Regions from separate parts of the Homo sapiens genome. Here region 2 is linked to region 1. Evidence: chromatin loops called from intact Hi-C (ENCODE). Cell type or tissue: Caco-2. All regions are shown on one strand. Links, peaks and the distances in the headings refer to the core of each region. The heading gives the core; the rest is flanking DNA.

What was found. Hi-C counts contacts between places; a loop is a spot of excess contacts. Peaks named below come from ENCODE experiments on the same cell type or tissue, not always from the same donor. Only the 100,000 strongest peaks of a DNase experiment are listed, where the experiment ranks them.
Region 2: it touches region 1 in a loop (6-fold over the local background); 3 of 110 quality-filtered maps call a loop at or near these places.

What each region holds. Positions count from the first base shown.
Region 1 is chr9:29,684,709-29,700,943 of GRCh38, reverse strand. No RefSeq gene overlaps it. Among named protein-coding and RNA genes, the nearest start is that of LINGO2, 480 kb to the right of the region's middle. In Caco-2, for the core only: no CTCF peak of the experiment used is centred there; a DNase peak (open chromatin) is centred at 8,723.
Region 2 is chr9:28,945,871-28,962,105 of GRCh38, reverse strand. It overlaps LINGO2 (leucine rich repeat and Ig domain containing 2), which reads left to right. Exons shown (of 7, transcript NM_001258282.3): 2 at 14,192-14,288. Among named protein-coding and RNA genes, the nearest start is that of MIR873, 65 kb to the right of the region's middle. In Caco-2, for the core only: no CTCF peak of the experiment used is centred there; no DNase peak of the experiment used is centred there.

The DNA of each region.
Region 1 (16,235 bases), core at 4,925-12,924:
GTATTCTGAGCAGCTAGATAAAGCCCTTCCAGCACATTTTACTCACCAAACAATTTTTTCAGTAAATGAATAAATATACGAGATAATAATTAAATGTTCACATACATAACCAGAACACATTTTTCTCAATTTGAAACCAAATTATGTTAGGTCTGCACTGGCATATCTAATGATAAAATTTCTGCTTTTGATAACATACGACAAATTTCCCTAAAGGCCAGTGACAAATTATCTAACTTTTGATGTTTACATCTTATTTATTTGTCTAAAAATATTTTTGCAGTGAAATTGAACTTTATTGTCCAATACAACTATTTGAGTAATTGTAAAAATATAAAATAATTTAAACAATATTAAATGATTCAGTTAAACTCATAAGTTTTTATCCACAGAAATTATGAAATGGCTAAATTTACTTCTGAATGGCCTACTGTTATAGCAAAAAAAAAATCCACATAAAATGGGAAAACTGGCCAAAGTTATCTCTAAGTACAACATAATATATTTAAATGGCAGCTTGAGGGAAAAGTTTACAAAAATTTTACATATTTTTCTGTCAAGAAATCAGAACCACTATATTTTCAATAGTTAATCTTATTAGTGGTTCTTTATCCTTAAGATGTAGATCCACAATCTGGTCCTCGATTTATTTTAATCCTCAATATAACTGTGACTGGGGCTGCCATCAGTTTCTTTCCAGATTAGCAGAGGTTACTATGTCCACATTAGCTGTAATCAGATTTTAAAAAAATTTTTTTCAAATTTTATTTTAGATTCAAGGGGTACAGGTGGAGGGTTGTTACATGGGTATATTACATGATGCTGAAGTTTGGGGTATGATTGATCCCATCACCCAGGTAGTGAGCATAGTACCCAATAGTTAGTTTTTCAACACTTGCCTCTATTCCTTCCATTCCCCTCTAGTAGTCCTCAGTGTCTATTGTTGCCATCTTTATATCTGCGAGTACCCAATTCTTAGTTTCCTCTTATAAGTAAAAACCTGTAGTATTTTTTTTTTACTGTCCCTTCATTAATTCACTTAGGATAATGGCCTCCAGCTGCATCTATGTTGCTGCAAAACACGATTTCATTTTTTCATGGCTGCATAATATCCCATGGTGTATATGTACCAGATTTTCTGTATTCAATCCACTTTTTATGAGCTCCTGGGTTGATTCCATGTCTTTGCTATTGTGAATAGAGCTGTGATGAATATATGAGTTTAGCTGTATTCCGGAAGAAATTGCTTTTATTTCTTCCAGAGATCTTTCTCACTAGTTGGTCCAAACGTTGGAGGCCAGAATCACTCTAACCTGGCTAGATTCTTGAAGAATGAATGTGCATAAAGATAAAACAATAACAAAAACAACAAAAAAAATATATAAATAAATAAATAAGGCTTTAAAAAAGTTGGAAAACTAACATACAGAATTTTCCCAGCCTAAAAAACATTCCTCTTACTCTCTAGTCCTTTGCCTTGCCTTATTTTTTCACTGAGGTATAAATATTTACCTACTGGTTTATCTGTTTACTGCCTGTCCCACAAAAATGCAGAATCTATGAGAATGGAGAATTTTTAACTAAGTTTTGCTTATTTCTCTATCCATTATACCTAGAATGTAGCCTGGAACGTGTAGTGGTTGCTCAAAAAATACTCAAAGGAAAATATGGATTAAGGGATTTGAGTTTAAATTATTATTAGGAACACATCCTCTTTCCCTGTACCATAAAAATGTAAAATTCAATCCATATCTGTATAAGAGGCCCTGAGATAAGACATCAGTAACAACTATAAAGACTGATCAGCAAACAACATTTTTCATAAGGGAAATTATGAAGGCATGTTTTCCTATTGATTATTGAAAAAGCTTTCTAAGTTATATTATTATCCTAGTAAAATTTTCCATGTGTTTTTAGATTTTAGAAAAAGTCTCTGGCTTAAGATCTGGTTTTCAAATTTAATATAATTTAAATTATTACCATACCATAAAAACTCACTATCTCCATATCCTTTAAATCCTCTCTTAAAATGTGTCAATATTTTTTAAAAAATTCACCTAGTAATTGTTTCCAAGATTTAAGATAGACTGAAAATACAAGCTATATTTTTAAATTGTAATCCTACATTTACTTTTATTGTCATTTAATTTTTTTTAATATAACATTTTAGTTCTGGTGACATAAATAGAAACAAATGGTTTATTACAATATTAATTTTAAAAATTCTTATTCTTGCCAATTTTCAAAAACTGAATTTTTCCCAAGTTATTCTTTTATGTTTAGACAGATGGGTTTTAGTTTGACATTTAGCTACTTGACATTCAAGAACTAAAAAGCTACTAGAAAAACCAGGGTGGGCAACTACAAAATTTCTGAAAAACAAACACTAATCTTGATTCATGTGAAACTAATCTACAGCTTATGCTCTCATCACTTCAAATTTTATTTTAATAAGTTAATTATATTTTAGGCATAGTTAATATAATACCTATTGACCCATCAAATAAAAATTATCTTATTATTACAAAATGGTGATAGTCTAAGGAAGTAACTGTTTTTAGCTAATAATAATAGAGACAAAACAAATACAACAAAGTGTAAAAAAAAATGATGAAAATAACAAGTATCCTAAATGGAGTAGTTCAGTTTATCCAATAAGCTGAGGATTCAGGCCCTACTCAAATTAGATATTCCTCAGTAATTATTTTGAACTTCACTTCTAGTAAAATAAGTAACTTTTGCTTTATTTTTCTACAAATTAATGGTCATTCATGTACTATGGTACAGAAAGCTATGATTTTGTTCACATTTAATGCTTATTTGGACACTTGGGCAAACCTAGATCGCATTCTTAAGAAAATGTCCAGGCTTTCCTCTGGCCCAGAACTCCAAGATGAGACTACAAATCAAAGGCTTAAATTATCCTAACAAAATCTTCATCTTGTTCCTTTGACATCTGATGTCCAGAATAATTTTCCTTCAATCAGCAACTCAGATAATCTCCAAAATTTTAAAGGCATGTTCAAGGTTGAAAATTTTACAGGCATGTCCAATTGATAGGCTTTAACAAAATATATTTTGTTTTTCCTTAGAGAATTGCCTTCACTGAATAATATTTTAATATGATTCCCTTGGATTTTATTGGGTATCACCTAAAATTGATGCTTGGTACTTGAAAATTCATTTTCAAATTAAGACCTAGTAACATGTTTTCCACCAGATAAGTCATGTTTATATTTAGAAGTCATGCCAGTTTAGAATCTCTCTTCTTATCTTCCTTTTTCTTGGAACCTATGAAACTCAGAGTCAATTATAATTTCAACTTTTAATAAACATATTAATCTGGGCTTTTGCCTTATTTATTTTTAACTTAATCTCCATTTTTAAAATTTCTAAATCTACATTTAGAGTCATATTGCACAATATGTTGCCATATGCCACCTCAATAATGTTTAAAGTGGTTATAAAATGAATAACAAATTGAAATATAACCCATTAATTTTGTGCTTTTAAAATGTTTTTATTGAAGTGCCTCTAAAAGCTAAGTGAATGCATGTTCTGACCATTTAAAGGTGTAGTTTGAAGTTTCTACTATTGGTAAAGAGTATTTTTGAACACTATGTCTTATTTTAGAAAATGCAGGCAGATTGCATTTCATTCCATGACATATTAGGTGTCATTTATTATTAGCATAAAATTAATGTTTCAGTTGTTTTATCTTCTCAAAGTGGATGAGTCAACGTGCATAGTCATTCTTTTAGTATTAAATACTCCTAGCATGTCACCAGGAAACTATGATCAGAACATAGTTTGAAACTAACAACTGTCTTAGACATTCAGTAAAGAAGGCAGGGAGAAAAAAATATATTGTCGAAAATGACTAGATCCAAAATATACTTCAGGTCTGCTGATTTTGTTAATTATTTGCAAGTGATACTGTGACAGGTAAAACTAAATTCAATTAAACATAGTGTATATTATACTAATACTATTGCATTAAAAATAGGGGAAATCGTCTAGAGTCACACTGCATTCCAGTCAACATTATGTGAATGAAAACAGCAACATAACAGTATTTTCAATCTTTATAATAATTTGTCATAACACTAAACTGCCTTTGACTTCTACTGGAAAAGCAATTCAAATAGATTTCCTTTGAGTCATAAATGTCATTATTGTACATGGGTCATCCATAGCAAGTCATATAACATTAATTAGTCCCACCATCATGCCATTGGAAAAAATACTAAGCAACACCACTTACTGCCCAAATAAACTTGATTCATCAAGCATCTACTATGTCCTCTGTTGGCTTATAAAGAAAGTGCCCTAATTCATTTAAATTTCAATACTATCTGCCATAATCTGAAGGGTAGGAGTGAACAGGTATAGAAAATGTTGAAACAAATTAATATCAGTTCAAAAATTAATGTATTGAATTTCTACTTGTGGCAGTGTAACAGATGAGACATTTTGAACAACTCATGCAGTGCAAAATAGCTAAATGTTGAATAAAATAAAACTTTTTATCTCATTGTGGATATATTTTCTCAATCATTACTTTGCCCTGTTCTCTATCATAGTCATCTTGGAATCAAATTGTACATATATTAGACATAATACTACCACACAATTCACTGAGAATCTTCAGATTTCCTTATTCTTCTTGCTCTAGGGTGTGCTCCATTCTATTAGGAATGTCTTTATTTTGGGGTTTAGTTTGAATGCACTGGGTGCTCAGTGAGGGCTCTCCACTACCACTGGGCTAGAACTCAAGAATGTCCCCATAAGGCATAATTTATGGTATCACCAGTCAGTTCACAGCCCAGAAGTAGATGATGTATATTAGATGTCGTGAAGTCTTTGCCTACACTTGAGTAAAACAACCTTCACTCTAGTAACCTTGGTAAATTTCCATGCAAATTCTATATACCATCATGCGCTGCCTTATCTCTGGAACCTTTTCATTTTTGTGAGAAAGAACTCTAATTTCTGCCTCCGTAGCTCAGCTATGGTTCTCCTTAACTCCTATTATACAAGCCTTCCCATAAAGACGTGTAAGGTAATTTGCATGGGGCTTAACTTCTGTGTTTTCCTTTTTGCAATAATTATAGTCCTATTCTATCCATTGCTCACTGCCTGAAAACAGTTTCTGCATTTATTTTGTTTAGTATTATAGTTTTTTTTCCTGGGAAAGCAAGTTAGTCCCAGTTACTGTGCCATGGATGGAACTAGAATGCTTCTGACTGTTAATTTTTTATGTAAAATTATGTATTGGCATAATTTTCATTATATAAAATGGCAAACATTTTTGTATATCTTTGCTAAGTGAAACTCTCTTGGCATCATCAGAATTCTCCAACAAATAACTACAGTCTGTACCATCTTGTAAGTATGTTTTTTGACTAAACTAACTAAACATTATTCCTCATTACTGCTGTTTTCCAAACTTTGTCAAAACTGTATTTTTAATCTAGCTGCATATAAAAAATAAAGCTTAAAGGACAAGAATCATAATTTTACTGTTTAAATTTGTGGACCTAATGGTGTTTCTCTAAATTTAGCTCATTACAAATAAAATAAAATTTATCCTACTAAAAACAAAGTGAGCATATTTTCTGCTGTTCTGTTTCAGTCACAGTCCATCGAGAAGTGTTGACCGTCCCAGGCATTGAATTAAGTTAATAGTTGGAAAGGTCATTTAGTTTTCTTCATTAAGACTATGAAATCAAATTGGATCTAAATGTTTGCTCACTTAAAAATGGTCAATCTAAGGTGATATTTATAAGATAATTTTAAAGAACCTCTAGATCACTTATGTTGAATTATTATTATTGATCTTATTGTGTGACTAATTATCTCACTTGAAATAAATATATATAAGATAAAATATAGACACTTTGCTACATTCAAAACATAGGGTTCTAAATGATTACTTTTCATGACCAAACAAAACGATTCAAAGGCTGGTTTGTAACTTTATAGTTAATACTAATTAGATATTTACTGGTTTATTTTATTTTATTTTATTTTATTTGAGATGGAGTCTTGCTCTGTCACCCAGGCTGGAGTACAATGGCACAGTCCCAACTCACTACAACCTCCGCCTCCTGGGTTCAAGTGATTCTCCTGCCTCAGCCTCCCGAGGAGCTGTGGCTACAGGATGTGCCACCGCACCTGGCTAATTTTTGTATTTTTAGTAGAGACGGGGTTTCACCATCTTGGCCAGGCTGGTCTTGAACTCCTGACCTCGTGATCGGCCTGCCTCGGCCTCCAAAGTGCTGGGATTACAGGTGTGAGCCACCACACCCGGCTGACTGTTTTTTAAATTGACAGATAGCATTGTATGTTTTGGTCATTTATGATGTAATGTTTTGAAAGACATACATTATCAAATGCTTAAATCTAGCTAAATAACAAATGCATTATCTCATACAATTATCACTTTTGTTTTAAGAGCACATAACATCTATGCTTTTTATATTTTTCAAGAATACAATCTATAATCATTAACTATAGTTACCTTGTTGTACAATAGATCTCTTGAAATATATTCTTCCTAACTGTAATTATGTATCCTTTGACCAACGTCTTTCATTTCTCTTCCCCCACATAACCACGCAAGCCTCGGTAACCTCCATTCCTCTGTTTTTATGTGATTAACTTTCTAGATTACACATATCACTGAGATAATGTAGCATTTGTCTTTCTATGCTTGGCTTATTTCACTTAACATAATGTCCTTCAGGTTGATCCACGTTGCTGCAAATAGCAGGACTTAATCTTTATAGCTGAAAATTCGATTGTATATATATCCCATATTTTCTTTATTGATTCCTCCATTGATGGACACTTAGGTTGATTTCACACATTGACTAGTGTGAATAATGCTTCAATAAACATTAAAGTGCAGATGTGTCTTTGACATATCAAATCCTTTCTTTTGGATATATATCCCATAGTGAGATTGCTGAATCATATGGTCATTCTATTTTTAATTTTTTTGAGAAAGCTCCATGCTGTTTTCAATAATGGGGGTACTAATTTACATTCCCAAAAACAGTGTACAAGGATTCTATTTTTCCCATATCCATGCCAACACTTGCTATCTTTTGTCTTTTAATAATGGCCATTGTAACTTGGATAAGGTGATACCTAATTGTGGTCTTGGTTTGTATTTCCTTATTAGTGATGTTTAGCTTTTTGTTTACCTGTTTGCCATTTGTATGTCTTCTTTTGAGAATGGTCTATTCAGGTCTTTAGCCAATTTTTAAAAATAAGGTTATTTGTTATTTTTGGTGTGTTGTAGTTTTATGATCATTTGCCACAATAAATTTTTAAATTTCCCTTTTGATTTCTTCATTCACAAACTGGTTGTTTAGGAGTATGTTGTTTGCTTTCCATGTAATGTAATGTTTCCGAGTTCCTCTTGTTATTGATTTCCTATTTTATACCATTGTGGTCAGAAGAGATACATGATATGATTTCAATCATCTTAAATTTGCTGAGACTTAATTTGAGTCCTAACATATAGTCTATCCTGCACAACGGTCTATATGGCATTGAGAAGAATGTGCATTTGGTAGCTGCTGGATTGTCTGTAACGCCCATTTTGTCTAGAGTACCAGTGAATAATATACCCTCAGACGTTTCTGTGTTTCTTGTCAGAGTCTTTACCTTTAATCTTGAAGAACTTTCTTCAGCATTTATTGTAAGACATGACTGGTGATGATTAACTCCCTTAGCTTTTGATTATCCAGGAAAGTCTTTATCTCTCCATTTCTGAAGATCAGCTTTGCTAGGTATAGTATTCTTGGTTGACTGCTTTTTTTTTTTTTAGCATTTTGAATATACCGTCTCACTCTTTCCTGGCCAATAAGGTTTCTACTGAGAAATCTGCTTCTGCTGTTAGGCATATTTGCTTTCTTTCTCTTAATGTTTTCAGGATTCTTTCTTTGTCTTTGATCTTTGACATTTTGATTATTATACATTATGGGTAAAATTTTATTTGGATTGAATCTGCTTGAAAACCTTTGACCTTCTTGTACCTGGAATTTACATCTTTGGCTGGGTTTGAAAGGTTTTTGTTTTTTCTTTAAAGAAGCTTCCTATGCTTTGGTCTCTTCTTCCTCTTGATCACCAATAACCCATACATTTGCCCTTGTTATTGTTATTACATAAATGCCATAAGCTTTCTTTATTCCTTTTTAATTTTTCTTCTATGAATGTTTGTTTTCAATTAACCTGTCTTGGAGTTCACAAATTATTTTCTCTGCTTGATCAATTGTGCTGTTGATGCTCTGCATTCAATTTCTTTATTTTGTTCATGTATTCTTTAGCTTTAAAATTTGTTATTTTTTAAAAAAATTATTTTAATCTCTGTAAAATTTATTTGATAAATTTATAAATTCTTTTTATTTTATTCATATTTGCATAGTTTCCATAAAACAGTTATTTTGAATTTTTTTTCAGGTGGTGCCTACATCACCATCTCTTTAGGATCAGTCACTGTCACATTATTTTGTCCATTTATGATGTCTTATTTCCCTACTTGATCTTAATCCTGTGGCTGTGCATCAAAGTCTGTGAATTGATATTGGTACCTAACCAAGTTTTCACAGCATGGCTTTCTTTGGGAGGTTCCTTTGGCAATAGTGCTGTCCATAGATTCAACGCAAGTGAGGTTAGGTGACTGCGAGGTCTTTAAGTTGTTGAAGCACTAGGGGGCCCCCTAAGCCTAGGACCTCTGCAGCAGGAATCCTTTAACTGCTGAGGCTGACATAGTGCTGGGTCTCATTCGAAGTCCATGATCCCTGAGACCAGCATAGTATTGGGGTATACCTAAGGTCGTGACCACTATGGCCTGCCTGCCACTGAGGTTTGTTCAGTGTTCAAGGTCATTGTAGTCAGCCAGTGATGATGTGGATTAGATCTTGATTCTCTCTTGCCATAGCCACAGGTTCCTGTCTGGCACTGTCACGTGTCTAGAGGCTTTGCCCATTGGTGCTGGCCTGGGGATCTGCCCAGCACTCGGTTTTACAGCAGTGGGGCCTCTACTGATTCCAAGGCGAAGTCCTGGTTTATTTTTATTTCCTTCTCCACAGGCAGCTGGTGTCTATCTGTGCTGTGCTGCCTGGGGTTGGGGCAGGGGTGACATAGCTAATGTAAAACTTCTTCAATGAATCTTTACTCATTATTATGCTTAAACCAGGTACTGTGAACTCACATCTTGTTTCCTTAGCTCTTATGAAGGTTTTCTCATGCATGGATAGTTGTTCAAATTGATGATTCTGTCAGTGGATGATTTTGGAGAGTCTCACTCTGCCATTTTACTCCACGTCTCTCTGAACTGACTTTTTTTATAAATAGATATTTCATGTCTTAAAAACTAAACTATTATTCAAATTCAGGTATGCTGGTTACTGGAAACATGTCGTCTAATTAATTTGATTTATGGTAGTTTGTGAAAACAAAAATAATCTAAATCTAATTCTGTCAGGGTGCAACCAGAGAAACAGAGCCAGTAGAAGACATTTGTTTACCGAGTTATTGCAAGGAATTAATGTGTGCAATTGTGGGAGCTGGCTAAGAAGGTCTGAAGTCCATGGGGCAGGTGGCCAGGAAGAGCAGGTCAAATCTTTCATGTGCAGGTTGAATCTGTATTTCACAGGCAGAATTTCTTCTTTTTCAGGGAAGCCCCAGTTCTGTTCTTAAAGCTTCTCAGCTCATTGATTCAAGACCACCCAGATTATCTGAGATGATTTTACCTAAAGTCAGCAGATTATGGACTTAAACTATATCTATAAAATGTCTTTACAGCAAGACATAGAATAGTGTTTGACTTAATAACTAAAGACTGTAGCCTAGACTATGCCTGAGCATTCCAGCCTGCTTTTTATGAAGGACTGCCTTGTAAATTTGGTTACTATTTTGTTAAGCATTTGAACCCATATTCATAACAGATATTGGTCTGTAGTTTTCATTTATTGTGAGGTCTTTGTCTGGTTTGGTTTCAGATTAATAATGACCTAATTGAGTTGGGAAATACTATCTTCTCTTTTACTCATTGGAAGAGTTTGTCAAGAGTTGGTAAAAGGACTTTTTATAATGTCTGGGAGAAGATAGTAATGAAAGCTCCTGGGTCAGGCTTTTTCTTTATGATAGGTTTATTATTGTTACTAATATTATTATTAATCAATTAACTTGTAAGTCCTATTAAATTGCTTATTTTTGTTGAGTCAGTTTTAGTAATCAGTATGTTTCTTTAAAAATTGTCTATTTCATCTATGTTATATAATTTATTGGCATACAATTGTTTATAGTATTCCTTCCTGATATTTTATTTCTACATGATTAGTAGTAAAAACCTTTTATTTCTGATTCTATTCACTTTTTTTCTTGATCAGTCTAGCTAAAAGTTTGTCCATTTGTTGATCTTCTCAAAAATAAGATTTTGCGCCCACTTATTTTGTCTATCATTTTTCTATTCTCTCATGAATCTTAGCTCTAATTGTTATTATGTCCTTTACTATGCTTGATTTAGGCTTACTCTGCTCTTTTGTTCAGTGTCTCAGAGTGGAAGTTTGGGTTATGGATTAGAAATTTCTCTTCTTGATATATCCATGTACAGCTATAAGTCCCCCAATAAGGACTACTCTATCTGTACCCCCATTAAATATTGTTATGCTTTTTCATTTTCATTCATTTCAAAGTATTTTCTGATTTCCCTTTTGATTTTTTTTGACCCAGTAGTTATTTAAACATTTCTAAATGTTTTTCAATATCCATGTATTTGTGAATTTCCTAATTTTTTTTCCTTGATTGATTTCTAAATTTATTCCATTGCAATCACAAAACATATTTCACATTATTTCTATCCTTTTACATTTATTAACATTTGCTTTATGGCCAGGATATGGTCTATCATGGAGGTGTTCTATGTGCACTTGAGGAAAGTGTACATTCTATTATTGTGATGTGTTTTATAGATGTTTTCCAGGTCTAGTTGGCTTATAGTGCTAAATTGTTTATTTCCTTTATTTTTTGTCTAATTGTTCTATCCATTACAGAAAGTGGTGCATTGATGTATGCAACCATTTATTCACTTTGTTTTTTTCTACTTTCATCAGTTTTCATATAAATTGGTGCTCTGTTACTATTGATACATACATATTTATAACTATTGTATCTTCTTGAATTAACATTTTATCGTTACGTTTTTATCATTATAAAATGTTTCTCTTAATAAAATTATAGAATAAAATTTTATAATGATAAAATTATATATCATTTTATAATGATAAAAAATATGGGCCAGGCGTGGTGGCTCACAGCTGTAATCCCATGACTTTGAGAGACCAAGTCGGGTGGATCACCTGAGGTCAGCAGTTCAAGACCAGCCTGGCCAACAAGGTGAAACCCCAGAAAATTAGCTGGGCATGGTGGCAGGCACTGTAATCCCAGTTCCTTGGGAGGCTGAGACAGGAGAATCACTTGAACCTGGGAGGCGGAGGTTGCAGTGAGCCGAAATGGTGCCATGGCAGTTCAGCCTGGGCAACAAGAGAGAAACTCTGTCTCAAAAAAAAAAGTTATTAATAACATATTTTGTTTCATTATCTGCCTAGAATTATTATAGCCACTAATTCTGTGGTTGCTGCTTGTATAATATATCTTTATTCATCTTTTTACTTTCAATAAATTTATATTTTAAATCAAGGTGCTGTAGACAGTACACAGTTAGAATTTTAAATCCAGTCTTACAATAACTGTCTTTTGATTACATTTTTTATTCATTTACACTTAATGTTATTACTAATAGTGTTGGATTTGTGTCTGTTAATTTTTGCTTTTTACGTGTCTCATGTATTTTTTTCTTTCTGTATACTTTCTTTTTTCTTTCTTTTTTTTTTCTCAAAAACGGAGTCTTGCTCTGTCACCCAGGCTGGAGTGCAGTGGCGTGATCTCGGCTCACTGAAACCTCCGCTTCCCAGGTTCAAGCAATTCTTCTGCCTCAGCCTCCCGAGTAGCTGGGATTACAGGTGTGCACCACTACACCAGGCTAATTTTTGTCTTTTTAGTAGAGACTGGGTTTCACCCTCTTGGCCAGGCTGGTCTTGAACTCCTCACCTCATGATCCACCCACCTCAGCCTCCCAAAGTGCTGGGATTACAGGTGTGAGCCACCATGCCTGGCCTATACTTTCTTTTCTTCAAAAACTTTTTTTAATTGGGTGAATATTATTATTATTATTATTTTTTGAGATAGAGTTTCCCTCTTGTTGCCCAAGCTAGAGTGCAGTGGCATGATCTTGGCTCACTGCAACCTCCACCTCCTGGGTTCAAGCGATTCTCCTGTCTCAGCCTCCCTAGTAGCTGGGATTACAAGCACGTGCCACCACACCCAGCTAATTTTTTGTATTTTTAGTAGAGATGGGGTTTCGCTATGTTGGCCAGGATGGTCTCGAACTCCTGACCTCAGGCGATCCACCTGCCTCGACCTCCCAAAGTGCTGGGATTACAGGCATAAGCCACCACGCCCAGGCAAATATTATTTTATGAGGCATTTTACTTTAATATTTTTTACTTTGTGTAAAGGTTTGAGGGTTTTTTTAGTTGTTCCAGAACTGTGTGTGTGTGTGTCTGTGTGTGTGTGTGTGTGTGTGTTTGTGTATACACATATACATATATTTATCTATTTATTTATAAGCTAGATTAGTCAATCTAGCTAAAAGTTTGTCCACTTGTTGATCTTCTCAAAAAAGAAGCTTTTGGTTTTATATATATGCTTATGTATGTATTCCAAAATCACCTTCAAGTTTATACTAGCTTAATCTCAGCGATATATACAAATATTATTCCTGTATATTTCTATTCATTTGTCTTCCTTTTATGGTATTGCTATATATATTTATCTCTAAACATTTTCTCAGTCTGATACAGCTTTTCTCCCACTGACATCTTTTGTTTGTGTCGCTATTGGCAAATATTAGTAAAAGCTGCAGCTTGATATAAGCCTGACAATATATTATATACATATAATTTTATGCAATTTCTTTTGAAATCAGTTAAAGAAGAATTTGCATTTATATTTTATTATAATTACATAATTAACTTTACTGTTCCTCTTTATATTTTCGTGTGGAATTGAATTACTATCTGGGGTTACTTACTTTCCATCTAAACAGCTTCCTTTAATATTACTTATAAGGCGGGTATGCCTGCAAAAAAAAAATCACTTAGTTTTTGTTTATCTGAAAATGTCTTAATTTTACCTTCATTTTTTAAATAAAGACTTGCCAGTTGACAATTTTTATTTCATCAGTTGAATAGATTAGTCCTCTGCCTTCTGCCCTCCATTGTTTCTGCTGATAAGTTAGCTGTTGTTCTTACCGAATTTTTCATAGGTGACAAGTCATTTATTTCTAGGTGCTTTCAAGAGTTCCTGCTTGTCTTTGACTCTTGGCATATTTACTATGCTGTGTCAGTGGATCCATTTGATTTTTTTTTCCTTTTTGGAGCTCATTAAGCTTTCTGGATACATACAGTATTGCTTTTCAATAAATTTGGAAAGTTGTGAGTAGTTATTTCTTAAAATTTTTTTCTGTTTTTTTTCTACCTTCTACTAGTACTCCTATTACACATATATTGGTGCATTAATATTGGCAAAGATTTCTCTGAAGCTCTATTTTTCTTCATTCCGTTTTCTCTCTGTTTTTCAGATTGCATATCCATAGGTCTATATTCAAGTTTGTTATATCTGTTTTCTATCAATTAAAATCTACCATAGAATCTCTCTTGTGAATTTCTCATTTTAGTTATTGTGATTTTTAACTACAGAATTTTCATTCATTTTTCTTCTAATTTATATCTTATTAGTAATATTCTCTATTTTATGTAACATCAACACCATACCTTCCTTTGCTTCTCTCATGGCATTCTTTGAATTCTTTGAAAATATTCATAATAGTTACTTATAAGTATTTTTATTTTATTTTGCTTATAAAATTGTTATTTTACTTACAAGAATACTTATGTATCTGTCAAATCTTACTTCTGGTCTCTTTCAAAAGCAGTGTGTATAGCCTGTGTTCTTTTTTCCCCAGTGCAGTGCTTGTGTTATACTTTCTTTATTTCTTATCTTGTCTTTTTTTTTTTTTTTGCTGAAAGTGGACATTTTATATTATATATTATATCCACTTTTACTACTCCCTCTGGACTATGTAATTGTTATTTGTTTGTTTATTTGTTTAGACATTGGCTAAGTTATTCTAGTGAAGTTTATTCACCTCCCCTTTCCCCAACCTCACTGCAGTAATAACCGTATGGCGTTTTTCCTCAGAAGATAAAGCTGTAGTCACTCTGAAATAAAAATAGTTTTGACAGGGCTTTCTGGGTCTCTTGCTCTGATCACACACTGATGTTCATCTACGCTGCTCGCTGTTGATATTATCTTCAACAATGCCCTGGGAAATAAATTACTCTAATTTTGGCTCCTTTAAGGGAATACTTCCTTTAGGTGTTTGATATTTTTTTCTGATAGCAGGAAGGCTCCCCACAGCTGTTTTCTCCCTCTCCCTCCCCCTCCCCCTCTCCCCCACTCCCTGCCCCTGCCCCTCCCCCTCCTCCTCCCTCTCCCCTCCTCCTCCTTCTCTTCCTTCTTCATTTTTATTTTTTTGGCTCTCTCCTGCAAACTGGACACCCTACAATTTGTCCTGAATCTTCATTAGGCATAAAGTGTGGAAATCTCCTCTTAACTGCCTTTTGGCTCAACCTCCACTGTTCTAGGGAGCACTCTTAGGCTTGGACTTCTCCAGGTCCTATTGCAAATTAAATTACTTCCTTTGGGAAGAAATATGAAACTATTTATGTTATGTTTCTCATTTCAGAAAATATCTCAGTGCCATGGCTGTGGATCTGGACATGGGAACACACTTTTCTTTGAGTGATGCTCTCACTTTTGATGCTAAGAATTAAGGGAGCAAATAGAAAGTAGCCTGGGGTCTTCTTGGTTTGTCTCTCCTGGCAAGAAACCACTAACTTATAAGCCAGGGCAAGGGTACTTGGGAATCACTCATTTTCATGGTGCCATGTGTAAAGTCTCCATTTCATAAGTGATATCTGGGCAAAAGGAAGAAGTCTCATGTCTCCACCACATTTACTCAGAACTTAGCCATGGCAATAAGTAGCAGAGGGCAAGTTGAGAAGTGCAAATGTATTGTTCCTCCTGGGAAGAAATTCTTTTGACTTGGAGCTGGCAGGAAATGAAACTGTATGTTCTTGGCTACATTAGTCTGGAGGTTTTGTCTTAGACTGAAGAGGTAGAGGAAGAACACATTCTTGGTTTGAGTACTACACATTTTCCCATTTACCTGATTTTCAAACACTTTCTTGAATAGATTTTTTTAATTTGTTGTCTTCCATTAGAATAATTTCCAGAGCTTTGAAATTATTGTATTTGTTAAAAAAGAAACACACTAATGATTTTTACCATTTCACTGGGGAGCTGGTCTGAAGGGCTCCTCATGCTATTATACTATGAATTTATCAAGTGTAAAATTTTAAATTTTCATTTTTGAAACAATCTTGGCATTCTAAAACTATACACCTCACTTACTTAAACAATGTGAGTCAATTTTTCAAAGAAAATCTTGAAACTACATATTCTTATTGAAAAAAGTTACATTTTTTGACCCAGGGCTTATTTTTCCGCCTGGAGACACATTTCTCCATTATCTATTTGGCTGTGGTTTCATTTCCTTATTGACATTTATATTCCTATTAAGCTCTTTAGTAAGACAAATACTTGTATTAAAAGAAAATGAGAAAGTATGGGAGCGACTCTAATTAAATTTAGTGAGGTTTCTCTTTTTCCAATCACATAAACCACTTGAGCTTTGTACCATTTTTTGAATGAAGTAGGAAATAAGTCACTCCATTTGCCCTCATTTATTCTTCAAGAAATAATTCCATAAAGAAAAAGAGACATTAAAAATCTGATTCATTAGGTCAGAAATGAGTCAAGTCTATTTTCTAAACAGAGGTGTAAGAAGTCTGTATTTATTATACTCTGGCTGAAATGGCATAATTTTCTTGACCTCGTGATTTAGTTACTACCTATCTGAACAAATAGATTCTATATAACATTGCTTTGCATAATGCTCAGCATAATAGTATGTCAAACATAAGGTGACAAAACTATTCTCAGTCAAAGTCTTGCACTAACTGAATGTGTTTCCT
Region 2 (16,235 bases), core at 3,723-11,722, 740 kb after region 1:
TTTAGTAGGTTATACACTCTTTAATGTCTGAAACCAAATGACCTGTTTTTTTGTTTGTTTGTTTGTTTTAATGAACTGTATTTTTTCCCTAAAGCTTATTAAATAAGAGCTTGGAAAAGAGACTCCAAAGTGGCAACAAAGGTTATGATACAGGCATAGCAGCTCTCTTGGATGAAGTCAGAAGTAGTATTAACGTTAAGTTTTCCACAGAGGACTCTTTGAGTCTGCTGGTTTATAGAACAAAACAGACTTCTGTAGTTGTTACTGTTAGCCAATTAGCACTCCCTGGGGAGAGAACTTGATCAGGAATGAGAACACTATATAGAAAAGCAAAGCACAGAGAAAAGAGGTGTCTCTTGAGGTTCAGTGGATGATTTTTGTTCTGTCACTGATTTTTTCACCTTGAACGATGGTTACAGTCTGTATAAATTCAGCACAGAACTCTCCGTGCAGTTGTTTATAGCTCCAACTTTCAGACTTTTCATTACAGGAGGTTCATTTTCTCTTTCTGGGTTACATTTAGCACTGAGATGATAAATAGCTCTTCTGGAGCTGGAGGAGGTTTTGAGATTATAAATTGTAGTTTAAGTGCATATCCTATCTTCTCCTGAGCCCAAAAGGAAAGGATATGGATGAGTCCTACTCCATTTACTCCTTTTTAATAAACATGCAAAATACAATTATGGGCTATGTATTATGGATTACGTTACAAGTTATTCCCTGGCTATGAAATCCTAAGCCATATATACCCCAAGTATATAAATCGCCAGACTATGCTAGGGGCCTGAATTTGCCTAAGTCCTTATTTGGCTGCTTGAAACTAGAAATTCAGGGCCTGTCTGCCAGGATGGGAAAAAAAGGAAGGGGAAGGCAAACCTATGTGCATTCTTGCTACAGATCAGACTCTTGCCGGCGATAGTATGACAGTAAGATTGTATTGCCATCTAGAGAATTGTGCCTATTCCAATTATTCCAAACCTTACAGTATATAGCTGGATTTCTACTATTACCAATGTCTGAATGCTTCTTAGCCAAATAAATCTACATGAGCATATCAGAAATATACATGAGCATAACCATTTTCTGATTTCATGGCATTTGGTCATTTTAAAGACAGCTATGGTGCTTCCTCCATTCCTGTAGACCTTGTGATTAGTAGTGATTCATATGTAGTGAATATTAAATAATTCAATATTTTGTTAAAATTTAAATAAAGGTGTCTTGAGTGAATGAATAAATGAACAAATGAATTAATAAATTTACTTGATTTTTTTCAACATTTTCTAGAATATGGACTGTTCTGATGACTCAGCAACCATTATTTTATATAAACATATTTTTGGCATACTGATCATAGAAGTGGTTTTTGTAACCTATTTATAAGTTACATCTGCCTATTTATTTTTAGAAATAATTTTCCCACATATAAATGAAATATGTGCCCACACAAAAAAATTAAATAATATCAGAATACTTTAAAGTGACAATTATACATATTTCTTATCACTCACAAATGAGCACAGATAATAACATTTTAGGACACTTCCGTAACTTTTTTCTATAACACACAACACACAGAGACATTTTCTGTTTGTTCGTTTTAGAGAAAAGGTCGTACCCTGTCATCTAGGCTGGCTCCATCATATGACTCCATCATAGCTCACTGTAACCTCATACTCCTAGGTTCCAGTGATTCTCCTGCCTCAGCCTCCTCAGTAGCTGGAACTGCAGGTGCCCACTGCCATGCTTGGCTAATTCTTTTGTGTTTTGTAGAGACAGAATCTTGCTGTGTTGCTCAGGCTGGTCTTGAACACCAGGCTTCAAGCAATCTTCGTGCCTTGGCCTTTCAAAATGCTGTGATTATAGGTGTTCTAATTATTTGCTATCTTTTCTTAGAGAGGGAAGGGTGTTTTCTTGAGAGCTATCTTTTTTAATTAAAACTATAATTAAAATGCTTTTAGTCAAAATCCTACACATATCAAGAATAGATTCATGAAAGTAGAATTTCTATGTACTTTTTTGCTCCAAGAACATTTGTTACTTTTGAGTCTGAATAGTGTGAACAACCTAACTCACTTATGCTGAAAATCTTAACACCAGCATTAAAGATTTAAAATGTAATTGTTACAAACACAAAATTTAGCATTAAAACTACCCTATGAGGACCATTTATTTTATTATCTTTGAGATGTACACTATATTTACCCACATGGTTATTGCTACCACATAATTGCAGCTTTTAGAGTTGGTATATATTAAAAGTCTGAGCTCTAACATCCAAAATGTCTTTTATGTTTCACTATGTCTAGATGACATTTATACTTTCTTCCAGGCCTTGAAAATTGCCTGGAAGCAGTAGCCATTTGTAAACAGTCACAATAATTCTGTTTGTCACTATTCAGTATTAGATAGAACTGGGCTGGTAGATTAAGTGCTGAATCCTTGGGTTCATTGTTCTCTGTGTGTGTGTGTGTGTGTGTGTGTGTGTGTGTGAGGGAGAGAGAGAGAGAGAGAGAGATAAAAGAAAAGAGAAAGGAACTGAAGGAGAATATGAGTGATAAATAAATTTAATTCCTTGTTTCTTGAATCATTTTTGCTCCTTGGTGATCCTATACATGTATCTAGTTTTTCTCATCCTTATTTTGTCCACATCTTCCTTTAATTTACTCCTCTCCTTCTATTCTCATGTACCTTTATTATTTGGGTTATTATAATGTATCTAGACCTCACCTCTGATCTATCTCTTTTACCTCAGCAATTTATTTCCCAATTATTATATCTACTTTATTGTTCTTATGAGACAATAGACTATGATAATTTTCCAGAAATAATTTTGTTTTCTTCCTCCCATCTTCTAATGTTGAGACCGTTTCTCTGTTTTCTTTCATCTCTACCCTCAGTCTCATAGGTTTATTTCTCATTTCCAATCCAGCGATTTCAAAACCTGTACAACAAACCAACTCAGCAGACCTTGGCAACTTGAGGAGATTTCACAAACATGAGCAGTACATGCAGGGTGACAGGCACTTACACATGCACTGGGGATTAGGTGGTGAAATACACCAAGCTACACCACAGATTTCTCCAATGATTGTGTTCCACCAAGTTCTACCACAAAGTTATCTGAGTGATCCTGTTGAACATTGTCCCATGTACCAGTCCCTGCTCTTTCCCTTTGCATGTTGTTAGTTTTGATGTCATCATCCTGTTAGTGGTTATTAAGAGCTGAGTCTCTGAGGTCTTGGCATCATCTTTGACTGAGGCTCCTTCCTTGGATATCATTGCCATGGCCAACCTCTCTTTCTCTCAGTCTCTCACTCCTCCTCATCAACTCAACACTCTTCTCTCCCTCTCCCCCCTCCCTTCCCTTCTTCTCCCCTTCTCTCCTTTTTTCTCCTCTTCTCTCCTTTCTTATCATTTGCAGTGTACCTCACAGCAGTTTAACCTGCCTAAAAAGTAAAGCGTAGGTGCATAATATGATAAGGGGGCTCATTGTACGGTAAAGGAGGGGAGATGCCGATTCCTGGAGGGCTGATAACCTGTCAGATACAACTTGGTAGGTTTTAAAACATTCCCCTTACACTGGAGAGGCTGTCGGCATTCTAAAAAAGTGTCAGCACCCCTTTTTTCAGTACCTCAGGGAATCTTTTTAGACTACCTCTGCTGCCATTTCAAACTTGTTTTGCCATTACTGTATTATCTTTTGCTTCTATTGTCTGAATTCATGTGTTGTCTTTTTGCCTAGATACTCTTATTAAATATTTTGTTAATAATTTGATTCATCATTACAGGGTCACCATGAGACATTGTCTCTGGCTTTTCTTCAGCTTCACATTCTACCTGCTGAGGTCAATATCATTACAATCCTTAAATACAGCTGCAGCTCCCAGAATCCAGTCCAAGGTTAGACTCATCCAGTTAACAATGCAGAATATTCAGATAGTCTATGACATGAGTCTTAATGGATGGTCATCTGTTGGCTACTACGATTGCACTGAATAAAGAAACAATTAGCAATGAAGGAGCATCATTAATAATTTAGACTTTGGAATCAGACAAACCTAGATCTGATCACAAGATTTGCCATTAAAAGCAGTGTGACTTTGAAAAAGTTTATGTAACTACTTTGAGTTTCAATATAAAATGGACATGTTAACAGCACCAACCTCATAGACTTATTATAAGCATTCAGATGCTATAAGTAAAGAAATTAGTGCATTGCCAAGAATATAAAAAGTGCTTAATAAATTATTCTTATTGTCTCTATTTTACTGGTAAGTGGAAATTCTAGGGCAAAGTGATCTATGAATGCGTTTTCCCACTAAATGTTAAAATCTTCAGGTAGATTTTACTTTGCCAAACCTCTTTTATGATGGTCTAGGTATTGCCACATAAAGTGATATAAACAATCAAAACAACAAAAACATGAACAGATATTTCACATCCTGAAAATGGAAGCCACTCAACTTGTATATATTCAAAATTTATATTCCACAGATTGGAGACATTGAGACATCCATAAGTATGGACTTTATTACTGCCACCTGGAACTGTGAAGCCTCACCTTTAAGAGATAGACAATAATCAAACAAAAATCATAAAGTTTAAGAGAATCTAGAGAATGCTGAACTAAAAGAAAGAACATACCCATAAAATAAAGCATTAATGCTTACTTCAGGCAGATAATTTTCATTCTCTTTCTCCTTCAAGGTAAAGACTCCTAATTCTGCCAAATTTCATGTGCATCCCTTTGTACTTTTTGAAATTTGGCATTGCATTGCATGGGGAATTGTATGTAATTCCTGCAATCCTACATTAATTTCCTGATCTTTTCAAAAGGAAATTTCCTCTTGTGCTCATTGACCTAAAAATTAAGTGGTGGTAAGATAATCATACGTCCCAGGGTGTGCTTCACATGCACAGTGTCTTAGTGCGATGCTGATGATATCCAAAGAGACTAAGTAATAGGCTATTCTCCATGGCCCTCAACTGCCAGGCTTCTGAATATGTTGAGTCCAGACACTTGGGTTACAGAGGCAAATGGAGCTAATTTAGGGGACAATTTCCTGTGCTCCCACTTAGTCCTGCTTAGAATCATAGAATCCTGGATTCATAAGGGTTTTTAGCAAGTACGAAGTTTGGCATTTCATAAATTGTTTCCCAGGGTAATGTTATCATCCCAAGAGATGGCAATATGGAAAAAGAGAAAGAAATTCTGTGTTTAAATCAGTTTAAATATTTTCTTTCATTGTGGTAGTCTTAGAATCTTTATTATGTTAAGTAGACTGTGAGGGAATGACAAGGAAAGAAGAGGAATAAAGGCAAGAAAAGGAGAAGGGAAGGGGAGGGGAGGGAAGGGGAGGGGAGAGAAGGGGAGAGGAGGCAGGGGAGGGAGGAGGGAAGGGAGGGAGGAAGGAAGGAAGAAAGGAAGGGAGGGAGGAGGGAGGGAGGGAAAGAAGGGAAGAAGGAAAGGGGGAGGGAGGGAGGGTGGGAGGGAAAGAAGGGAGGAAGGAAAGGGGGAGGGAGGGATGGAGGAAGGAAGGAAGGAAATATTTGTCAAACTTGATTATGTTAGCATCTTCTAGTGCACAAGCATTATACGGAATAGTCTGGGAAATACCAGTGTGATTCCCGCACTTCACTTTACAGATAAAGAAACAGTGCCACTTCAAGACAAAAACCTGTCACTTTAATAAAAATCAGAGTACAGTTTTAAGTTTTTAAATATTAACCTGAATTGGCAAGAGCACAGGGAGAGCTCATCTTCCTGTTTGGCATCACAGCAGCTGGTGCTGGTAGCTCTTTCATTCTCCCTGCTCATGTTTTTTTCCCCTCTCCAACTAAGATTACATACAGCTTTTCCTGTCCTTAGAGACACTTGATACCAAGTTGCCTTTGTCTTCATAATGGTGAATAGCAGCCCAGAATTCCCATTTTCATGCCGTGGACTGATATGAAACCTAATCTTATTGACCACTCCCCACTCTTCCTTTTATACAATGTGAACACTAATAGGAACACACTGTAATGACACAGAGTCACCTAATTTTTTTTTAACCTGTTTCCATTTACTTACAGTGAATATAGCATTCTGTCTTTCTGTGTGTTTTCCAATAATAGTGTTAATATTTAGGAATTACTTGTTTGTAATCTTGTTTTTAAATGTGAGGTGGGGCTGGGCATGGTCGTTCATGCCTGTAATCCCAGTGCCAAGGTGGGAGGATTGCTTGTGGCCAGGAGTTTGAGACCAGCCTAGGAAACATAGCAAGACCTTATCTCTACATACATACATACATCCAAAGTGGTTCCTTACTGTGTCTCCATTTAAGAATCTGAACATATCTAATGTTTGATAGAGAGGACCAGTGGCAATTCCCTATTATGGTTAAAGGGAAAATTATATGTTTAGTTCTCCTGAAGATTCAGTTTCTTTAGGCCTTACCAGTGAGATTTGATAAGTGACAAAGTAAAGCACTTACACTACATCTCTCACCCAGCCTGGTAATTATGTCAACCTGGAAGATGCCCAGTGCCAGGTCTCGTTCTCATGCACCAAGACACCTCTTTTATGCTGCAGATTCCTAGGTCTATCTTCTTCCACTGCAGGACATCCCTTACTACCTCCATCAGCAGTCAGTGTGGCTTTCAGGTCATGGCAGAAGGAAAAGGCAGCAATCTTCCTAATCCACATGCAAGCAGACACTCCCATGCATCCATAGTCAATCAGCCTCACAGAAGAGAGAGAAAATCTGTGACTACTTGAAAACTATGTCAAAGCAAAGATTTTTGCCTTTCCTTTCATTGACAATCTAATATGATAGCATACTTATTCTCTGTCTCCTTCTGACTCTGTTTCTCTTTGCCTGTCTATCTCTGTTAGCTTTTGTGTCCTCAAAACATTATCTCTCTCTCTCACACACTCTCTCTCTCTATTTCGACTCTATGATTGTTTCTCTTTTTGTCTCCCTCCTTTCACACTTTCCTCCTTCTCTCCCTATATTTATTGATTTCCTAATCTCCGTTTCTTTTTGTCTATAACTTCATGGGTCTTCTGTGTCCTCTCACTTTCTTTCTCTATCTCTGTCCCTCTTTTGCCAATTCCCTCAGTTGATTCAGGGTTTTTGACATTGGTTCGGTATGAGTCATTACAGTCCCAGGTATGGGGTAAGCAATTATGAGCAGGGCAGTTTCCCTTGGTCCAGCCTTAGTTATTTTAATCTTAATCTAAATCCTTTCTAACTCACGAGAGTGATGTTACTGAAGGTGGAAAGTGGTATCTCCACCCTGGCCTAAAAGAGGATTGTTTATACTCAAGTTCCTAGAAACACTCTAACACTTCAGTTTTTGTTTTTAAGTCACTATTTGATAGTCATTCTCAAAATTCTTGTCCGTGTACCATGGGAGTTCCCAAGATCCTTTTGAGCCGTGTGCTAGGTGAAAACTATTTTTAAGTTAAGACTAAGGTATTATTTGTGTCTTCATTGTGTTAACAGTTTCCATGATGGTGCAAAGGCAATGGTAGGTAAAATTTCCAGAATCTTAGCACAATTCAATCTGGCAACACCAGACTGTTACTAGCAGTCACTGTATTTTCCACCATCATTTCTTTAAAGTAAACAAGCAAAAAAAAACAAAATGGCAGGTCACTTAACAGTGTCCTTTATGAAGTAGTATGCATTATTTTTTATAACTTGTTCTTTGAATAAACACCATCTTAATATCCTTTGTGATGAAATGTGAAGTATGCATAAAGCACATTTGCTGCAAACTGAAGTATGATGTTTTCTAGAACAAAAAGTACTTTTGTAATTGAGTTGCACACTGAACTAGCTACTTTTTCATTTAACATCATTTTAACATAAAAGTGTAACTAATAGTCAAACTAAAGCTATTGAGGCTTAAGGTATTTGGCATATATTTCTCAAAAATAAACAAAGTGATCTTGTAACTTCAAGGAAAGCAACTATTTTGTATTTGTATTTGTTGCCAGTGATCAAGTTTGAGCTTTGAAGTAAAAGTTAAAATTTTGAAAATTCTTTGTGCTACCATAGGTGTGACACTTCCCAATACTTTAAAATTATTCGGATAAGATTAGCGGTAATTTTAACAAGAGTAATTTTTAGTATTTTGTATGTGTTAATAATTTGATTATGCCTAATTTAGTGAACCAATATTTTCTGGATCACCAGTGCATGATGATCAAGCAGTCATAGATAAAGGATCCATTCACAATAAGAGATAGCCAGTGGATTTTAATATAATAATATGAAAAGTTATTTGATTTGGTTTTAGATTTTATATTGTAACTGATCTTTTAGAAACTACTACTCATAAAATGTTGCTATGCTATCAAAGAAGTATTCTACAATAACTTTAAAAGCAGTAAAAATCTCTTTCTTTTCTCCAAAAATACATGTCTATATCAGACTAGATATTCTTCATAGGTTTCCACTAAAATAATATATCACACAGGTTGAATGCAGATTGAATAAGGCTATTTTCTATTAAGTCAAATTTTAAGGAAATTTACAAAAATATAGAACAGTCTCACTCCCCTAATTTTTTTGTTTTGGAAAATATAATTATCTTTCATAAAAATGTGTCATTTATGTTACTGTTTTATGGGTTTATTTTTATTTTTAAATTAGTGTTTTCATAATAATTAACTGATAATCAATGACGATTGTTAAAAGTTTTTCTCAGCTTTCATTTCTAATATGATAAATGAAAATTTATATACATTAATTAATGCTCTTCATTTTAAAGAGTATATAGACCCTGATTCCTAAACGTTTGAGCACTGATATAAGACAACTTTCTATCTCCTCATACCCATTTACCTTAATTCAAGTTCCCAGAAAAATACCTGAGTAGTAATGATACTCAAAGAATGGCAGAGAATCTCAGTAGTAATGATAAATGTTCAATTCAATCATGCCTCTCTTTTACTTTGAACCAATAGTCTCAGACCAAACATATGTACCCCAATATTTAACTCTTGTAGAGTGAGTACATTCCTCATTAGTATTCATTATGGCCAGTCATTGTTTATCCCATGTTGATGCTGGGAATGTAATTTCTATACCCAGTAAACATTTGGAGAGTTATTCTATGCCAATGCCAGACATTGTGCATACATTTCACTTACATCTTTTATTTTAATCCTTAAAAGAATACTATGAAGGTAGTGATTTGAATCAGTTATGGGTAACTTATCACTGCATAACAAACCACTTCAAAACTTAATGACTTAAAACAAGTATTATTTTATTTGCTTTTAATTCTATGGGCATGCGTTTTGATCTGAGGCTCAGCTTGGTGGCACTTCTACTTATCTCTGCTGGGACATTCATGCAGCTACAATCATCTAGCAGTTCCACTGAGTCTGGATGGTCTAACGTGGCTACTTCTCTGTCTGACAGTTGGTGCTACCTGTCAGGGGGCCATAGGTCTCGAAAAGGCCAGTGTGGTTTTCTCCTGTGGTGGTGGAAGAGTTCTAAGAGGGCAAGAGGAGAAGATGCAAGTCCTCGCAGTTTCTAGGCTCAGAAGTCACATTCCTCTACATTTTAGTGGGCAAACAAGTCACTAGGCAAGCCTAGATTTAAGAGATGGAGAAAGAAATTTTAGCTCTGGAAGATGAGAATGGAAAAATTTCATTGCAAAGAGAGTATGTATAGAGATGGCAGGAATTATTGCAGCCATTTTGAAAGCTGTATATCACAGTGTCATTAGATCCATTTATAGATGAAAAAACTAAGAAACAGAGCTAGAAAGTAGTGAGGTCGAAATTTGAGGACTTGTCTTTGTGTTGCCAAAACACATACCCTTAACCATTAAAATATTTAGATAGATAGATATTGAACCCATGATTTTAACTCTTAAGAGTAAGGTTAGATGAGGCTTTGGTTCTCCTGCCATCTTTGTTTTTTTCCTGTACCAAGTGACCACTGACTGTCTATCTCTGCTGCCACCTACTGTTGTGGGTCTCCATGCCCCGTAAGTGTGTGGATGGATGGGCTCTCCATCCACGCACTTATCTGACAAATGTGTTTGAGAACTAATGTCAGAGACCCTTTTTAATAATCGCCATTCTGACTAGTGTGAGATGGTATCTCATTGTGGTTTTGATTTGCATTTCTCTAATGATCAGTGATGTTGAGCATTTTTTCATGTGTTTGGCCATGTAAATATCTTCTTTTGAGAAGTGTCTATTCATATCCTTTGTCCCATACTTGTTGTTTTAACAAGGAAATTTTAATATAATGGGTGGATTAAATATTTGTTGGAGAGCTGGAAGAGGAAAAAGAGGCCCCTGAAGTTATACAGAGAGAGTAATCTCAGGAAGCACCTCCACCCTTAGGGCTTGGGGAACGAAATGAAAAGCTGGGGCACTGGGAGCTTGGAAAAGGGACTTCGTAGATCTCTATATCACACTTCTCAGAAGTGTTGCTATGCAGCCAGTGTTGGTGTCTCAGAAGCTCAAAGCAGAGGCCTTGGGAACTCAAACTCAAGAGCTCTCAGGATGGGATACGAGCCACCTGGGGGTGGCACCTCTGTCAGGTCAGAATAAGCTGGTTCTGGAAGGATTTGAAAAATCGGTAGGCAGAAATGACTGCCGCTGACAGGGTGCAGGATGATTGCTAAACAATGCTGACAGCAAGAGAACAGGAAAGAATAAGCCTCTTTCTCCCTTTCTTCACCCCACCGGCCTGTCCCCAGTGCCCCCCCACCCCCATTGCAGAATCTAAGGAAACCATCTGGCAAAGGAAAGTGGTGTGCAGAGTCCCAAACCCAAAATCTCAAAGCAGAATATAGAAACATAGGTTTGGTTTTAGGTCTTATGTTTAAGTCTTTAATCCATCTAGAGTTAATTTTTGCAGAAGGTGTAAGGAAGGGGTCCAGTTTCAGTTTTCTGCATGTGGCTAGCCAGTTTTCCTAACACCATTTATTAAACAGGGAATCCTTCTCCATTGCTTGTTTTTGTCAGGTTTGTCAAAGATCAGGTGGTTGTAGATGTGTGGCATTATTTCTGAGGTCTCTGTTATGTTTCATTGGTCTATATATCTGTTTTGGTACCAGTACCATGCTGTTTTGGTTACTGTAGCCTTGTAGTATAGTTTGAAGTCAGGTAGCATGATGCCTCCAGCTTTGTTCTTTTTGCTTAGGATTGTCTTGGCTATATGAGCACTTTTTTGGTTCCATATGAAATTTAAAGTCATTTTGTCTGTGAAGAAAGTCAGTCGTAGCTTGATGGGGATAGTGTGAATCTATAAATTACTTCGGGCAGTATGGCCATTTTCACCACCATATTGATTCTTCCTATCCATTAGCATGGAAGGTTTTTCTATTTGTTTGTGTCCTCTCTTATTTCCTTGAGCAGTGGTTTAGGGTTCTTCTTGAAGAGGTCCTTCACATCCCTTGTAACTTGTATTCCTAGGCATTTTATTTTCTTTGTAGCAATTTTGAATGGGAGTTCACTCATGATTTGCCTCTCCGTTTGTCTATTATTGTTGTATAGGAATGCTTGTGATTTTTGCACATTGATTTTGTATCCTGAGACTTTGCTGAAATTGCTTATCAGCTTAAGGAGATTTTGGGCTGAGACAATGGGGTTTTCTAAATATGCAATCATGTCATTTGCAAGCAGAGACAATTTGACTTTCTCTCTTCCTATTTGAATACCCTTCATTTCTTTCTCTTGCCTGATTGCCCTGGCCAGAACTTCCGATATTATGTTGAATAGGAGTGGTGAGAGAGGACATCCTTGTCTTGTGCTGCTTTTCAAAGGGAATGCTTCCAATTTTTACCCATTCCATATGATATTGGCTGTGGGTTTGTCATAAATAGCTCTCATTATTTTGAGATACGTTCCATCAATACCTGGTTTATTGAGCGTTCTTAGCATGAAGCGGTGTTGACTTTTATTGAAAGCTTGTTCTGCATCTACTGAAATAATCATGTGCTTTTTGTCATTGGTTCTGTTTATGTGGTGGATTACGTTTATTGATTTATGTATATTGAACCAGCCTTGCATCCCAGGGATGAAGCCAACTTGTTTGTGGTGGATAAACTTTTTAATGTGCTGCTGGATTCAGTTTTAATGTGCTGCTGATGGATTACGCTTATTGACTTGTGTATATTGAACCAGCCTTGCATCCCAGGGATGAAGCCAACTTGTTTGTGGTGGATAAACTTTTTAATGTGCTGCAGGATCCAGTATTTTATTGAGGATTTTTGCATCAATATTGATGAACAATATCCCTGTTCATCAGGGATATTGGCCTGAATTTTCTTTTTTCTTGTTGTGTCTCTGCCAGGTTTTGGTATCAGGATGATGCTAGCCTCATAAAATGAGTTAGGGAGGAGTCCCTCTTTTTCTATTGTTTGGAATAGTTTCAGAAGGAATGGTACCAGCTCCGCTTTGTACCTCTGGTAGAATTCGGCTGTGAATCCATCTGGTCCTGGGCTTTTTTTGGTTGATAGGCTATTAATTACCGTCTCAATTTCAGAACTTGTTAATGGTCTCTTCAGGGATTCGACTTCTTCCTGGTTTAGTCTTGGGAGGGTGTATGTGTTCAGGAATTTATCCATTTCTTCTAGATTTTCTACTTTATTTGTGTAGATGTGTTTACAGTATTCTCTGATGGTAGTTTGTATTTCTGTGGGATCAGTGGTGATATCCCCTTTATCATTTTTTATTGTGTCTATTTGATTCTGCTCTCTTTTCTTCTTTATTTGTCTGGCTACATATGTTCTATCTATTTTGTTAATCTTTTCAAAAACCCAGCTCCTGGATTTATTGATTTTTGAGGGGTTTTTCGTGTCTCTATCTCCTTCAGTTCTGGTCTGATCTTAGTTATTTCTTGTCTTCTGCTAGCTTTTGAATTAGTTTGCTCTTGGTTCTTTAGTTCTTTTAATTGTGATGTTAGGGTGTCGGTTTTAGATCTTTCCCACTTTCTCCTGTCGGCATTTAATGCTATAAATTTCCCTCTAAACACTGCTTTAGGTTTGCAGCTACGAGACAACAACTTAAAAACACGAATTTCTTACTTGGCTTCTGTTGAAGGGGAAATAGAAGGAACTTTCATTGTTCAAAGTCTGTACCTGAAGTGAACCGATAAGAGGAATTGAGATGTCAATATTATTTAATGGGCCCAGCGGACTCTTTTGCATATCTAACTTTTAGGAAGAGAGATCCACTTGTGCCATCTAGTACCGTTGTAATTACTGTATTCGTAAAAATAGAAATCCAGGAACGCACTAAGAGAGTGCAGCAACAGAATTTGTTTTAAAGTGACTAATTTAAAATTGATCACTATGACATATCTCCTTGAGCTTGAGATGTTTTACACAATCAGGTTTCAGTGTTTTCAATACTGTGATTTGCATAACCAAGATTTATTTCATTATTTTGTAGAAGATTTATTGTAATGAAACCAAAATAGCTATTAAAGGGTATAGACCTAGCCTGGCAAATAAATGTGATTTCATTGTATTTTATGTGATTGTAGTATAATTTCTTGCAATAAATTTGACTTTTAAGTGGTATGTGTATGTGCATGTGCATATATGTATCTGTGTGTGAGAGCGAGAGTCAGAAAATTGCTCAAATTTTGCCAAAAGAGCCAAATAAATACCTGGCAAATTTATAAATGGCAAATTTATAGATTTATAAAAGCTTTAGCTTGCAAAATTATCAAGACTAGAATATATAGGTACAGAGTAATATATTTTATACTAATGTGATGAATGGAAACAGATAAATGTGTTTCATTATTGTATTATGGTTTTTATTCATTCAACTTTTAGAAAGACATCCACAAGCATCTGAAAAAGAGAAAAGCTATATATTCAAATTATTTTTCTTTCTCTAACACACTGTAACTTGATTGCTGTCCTCCTTTTTCTCATCTATATGCTATTGCTGATATTTAGTTGATTTTTAATATACATTTAAGAATACTCATTGATTTATGAAAACACATATAATAAAATGCATTACCTGAAAATGCAAGCAATAGTGTCATCAAGGATGGGTACATCAAATTGGATTGGAAGTAAACATTTTTTTAAATAATTAGGGCAAAACCAGCAAGATGGAGAATGATGTGGAATTTTAGCTGAGCACTACTGAAAGAAGCTAGGTTTTTATTTTCCATGTTCCCAAGAGTTTCTGTTTCATTTCATCTAGGAAATCCACTGGAGATGGTTTCAAGATATAGGATCCTTATATGTGAAGTATCCCAAATGAAGTTGGAGCATCCATGTTGAAATTGCTTCATGTTGTGGTAAGAGGAAAGTGATTCTTAATATGTTGGTCCAATTTCATACTATATATACATATTACATATATATAAAGGAAATGTATATATAATATGCATATTATATATAAATATACAGACGTGTATATGTGTGTGTGTATGGGTTTTCTTCTTACTACGAGCAGATAATGACATAAAAAATATGGAATTTTGTAACCCAGTCTACAAGTTTGAGATTCAACAAAAAGTCTATTATTTTGCAGTGATTATTTTCTTGCTCCTGAAGTGGAGTAGGGCACAATAGCAGACTCAAATTTGTTCTTAATTTCCCACTATGTGTATGTACATTATTTATGTTAGTCAGTAAGTTATCATAACAGCCTTAAGAGGTAGATATTATTATCCACAGAGTAAAGATGCAGAAACAGAAGTTCAGAGAAATTAAAACCTCATCCAAATTGATGAAACTAGCAAATGGCTCAAGAGTGATTTGACTGCAAAATCTACTCTATCACTGCCATGCTGCCTCCTTGGATGAATATTTAAAATATAAGCCACTATTTTTTATGGCACTATCCATGAAGAGTTGTAATTAACGAAATGTTTATCTGAAACATTCCATTCAGCATAATGGAAATTGAAGCTTCTATATCTATATCTATATAGATGTAGATACAGATATATAGATATAGATATAGATATATAGAGAGATATATAGATACAGATCTAGATATAGATATATATTTTTTACATAGAAGACATTTGTTTGAGGAAATTTCAGATTTCTGGTTGAAACCTTTAGAATTCCAGTACACATTTAGGATATTAGTTTATAAATGCCAGAACACAGGTTCTTTTGTTCCTGGGACTCAGCAGTACCATTGGAATTAGTTGCTTTAGGTAGCCTACCTGAAAAATTTCAAACAAGTCTATCCTGGTGATCATGAACCACATATGTACTCTGTCTCTGTGAGTCAGATTTGCTTGGGTTATTCAACAGTGATGCCTTGGAAGGCTGTAAAGCACTCTCTCTGTGGTAGTCATGCCTATAGTCTTGCTTCTGTATTGGTAATAGCACCATTTCTGTGGGAGCAGATACCATGTCTATTGCTGAAGATTACATTTTTACTTTCTGTGTTATGTAATGGGGGGAAAAAGAAAGCCAACTCTCAGTGTGAGATTCAGAGGAGCAGTCTTCAATTATCTCCAGGTTTCAATGTATGGTTTCACTTTTTAATAGGAAAAAGCCTACAAAATTAGTGAATGCATGGAAGATATTAGGCTAGACTCTCCAACATCAATAAGGACAGGCTTCTTCCAGAGCACCAGGGGAAAGGAATCTGGGCAATTCTTTACTAAAGCTATTTTTGATTATTTCCATTCTGAGAACACCTGAATAAATGTCCATATCCCTCCTATGCTATATTGCTTTTCAATTCAAGCATCTTTAAAAAATTTTACAGAAGCTCCTAACCAAACATTTCCAAATTCCCACTTGATGTCCAGCTTCGGATTGATTTTAAAAGTTTTTTTAAAATAGAATTCTCTCTGTGTAGGGGCACATTTCTTTCTGCTTTTTCTCTGTAGTAACCCTATATTTGCTTCTGTTTTACCTACTTTGAAGTAGTGATCAAGTTACTAAACATCTTTTAGCCTCAGAATTCTCATTAAAATATGAGGTTCATAACAGTCAGATTGCTTACATTTTAAAGATTACAAAGCATATATGTAAATCATCTCGTTCTTAGAACATTACTGGTGATCTTTCATATTAGCTATATATCTAGATCTACTGATAGGTTTGATAACATACAAATCCCTCAAATATTTATGAGGAACTTTTTGGAATCTTCCAGAATAAGGACAAAATTGGGTTAGGAGATTGGTGTGACTCATGAGGTTGGTGGGGAGGAGGTGAAAGGAAGCCTCATCTTTATCAGAAGTACCTAACCTAAAACAAGTACCTAAAAATGA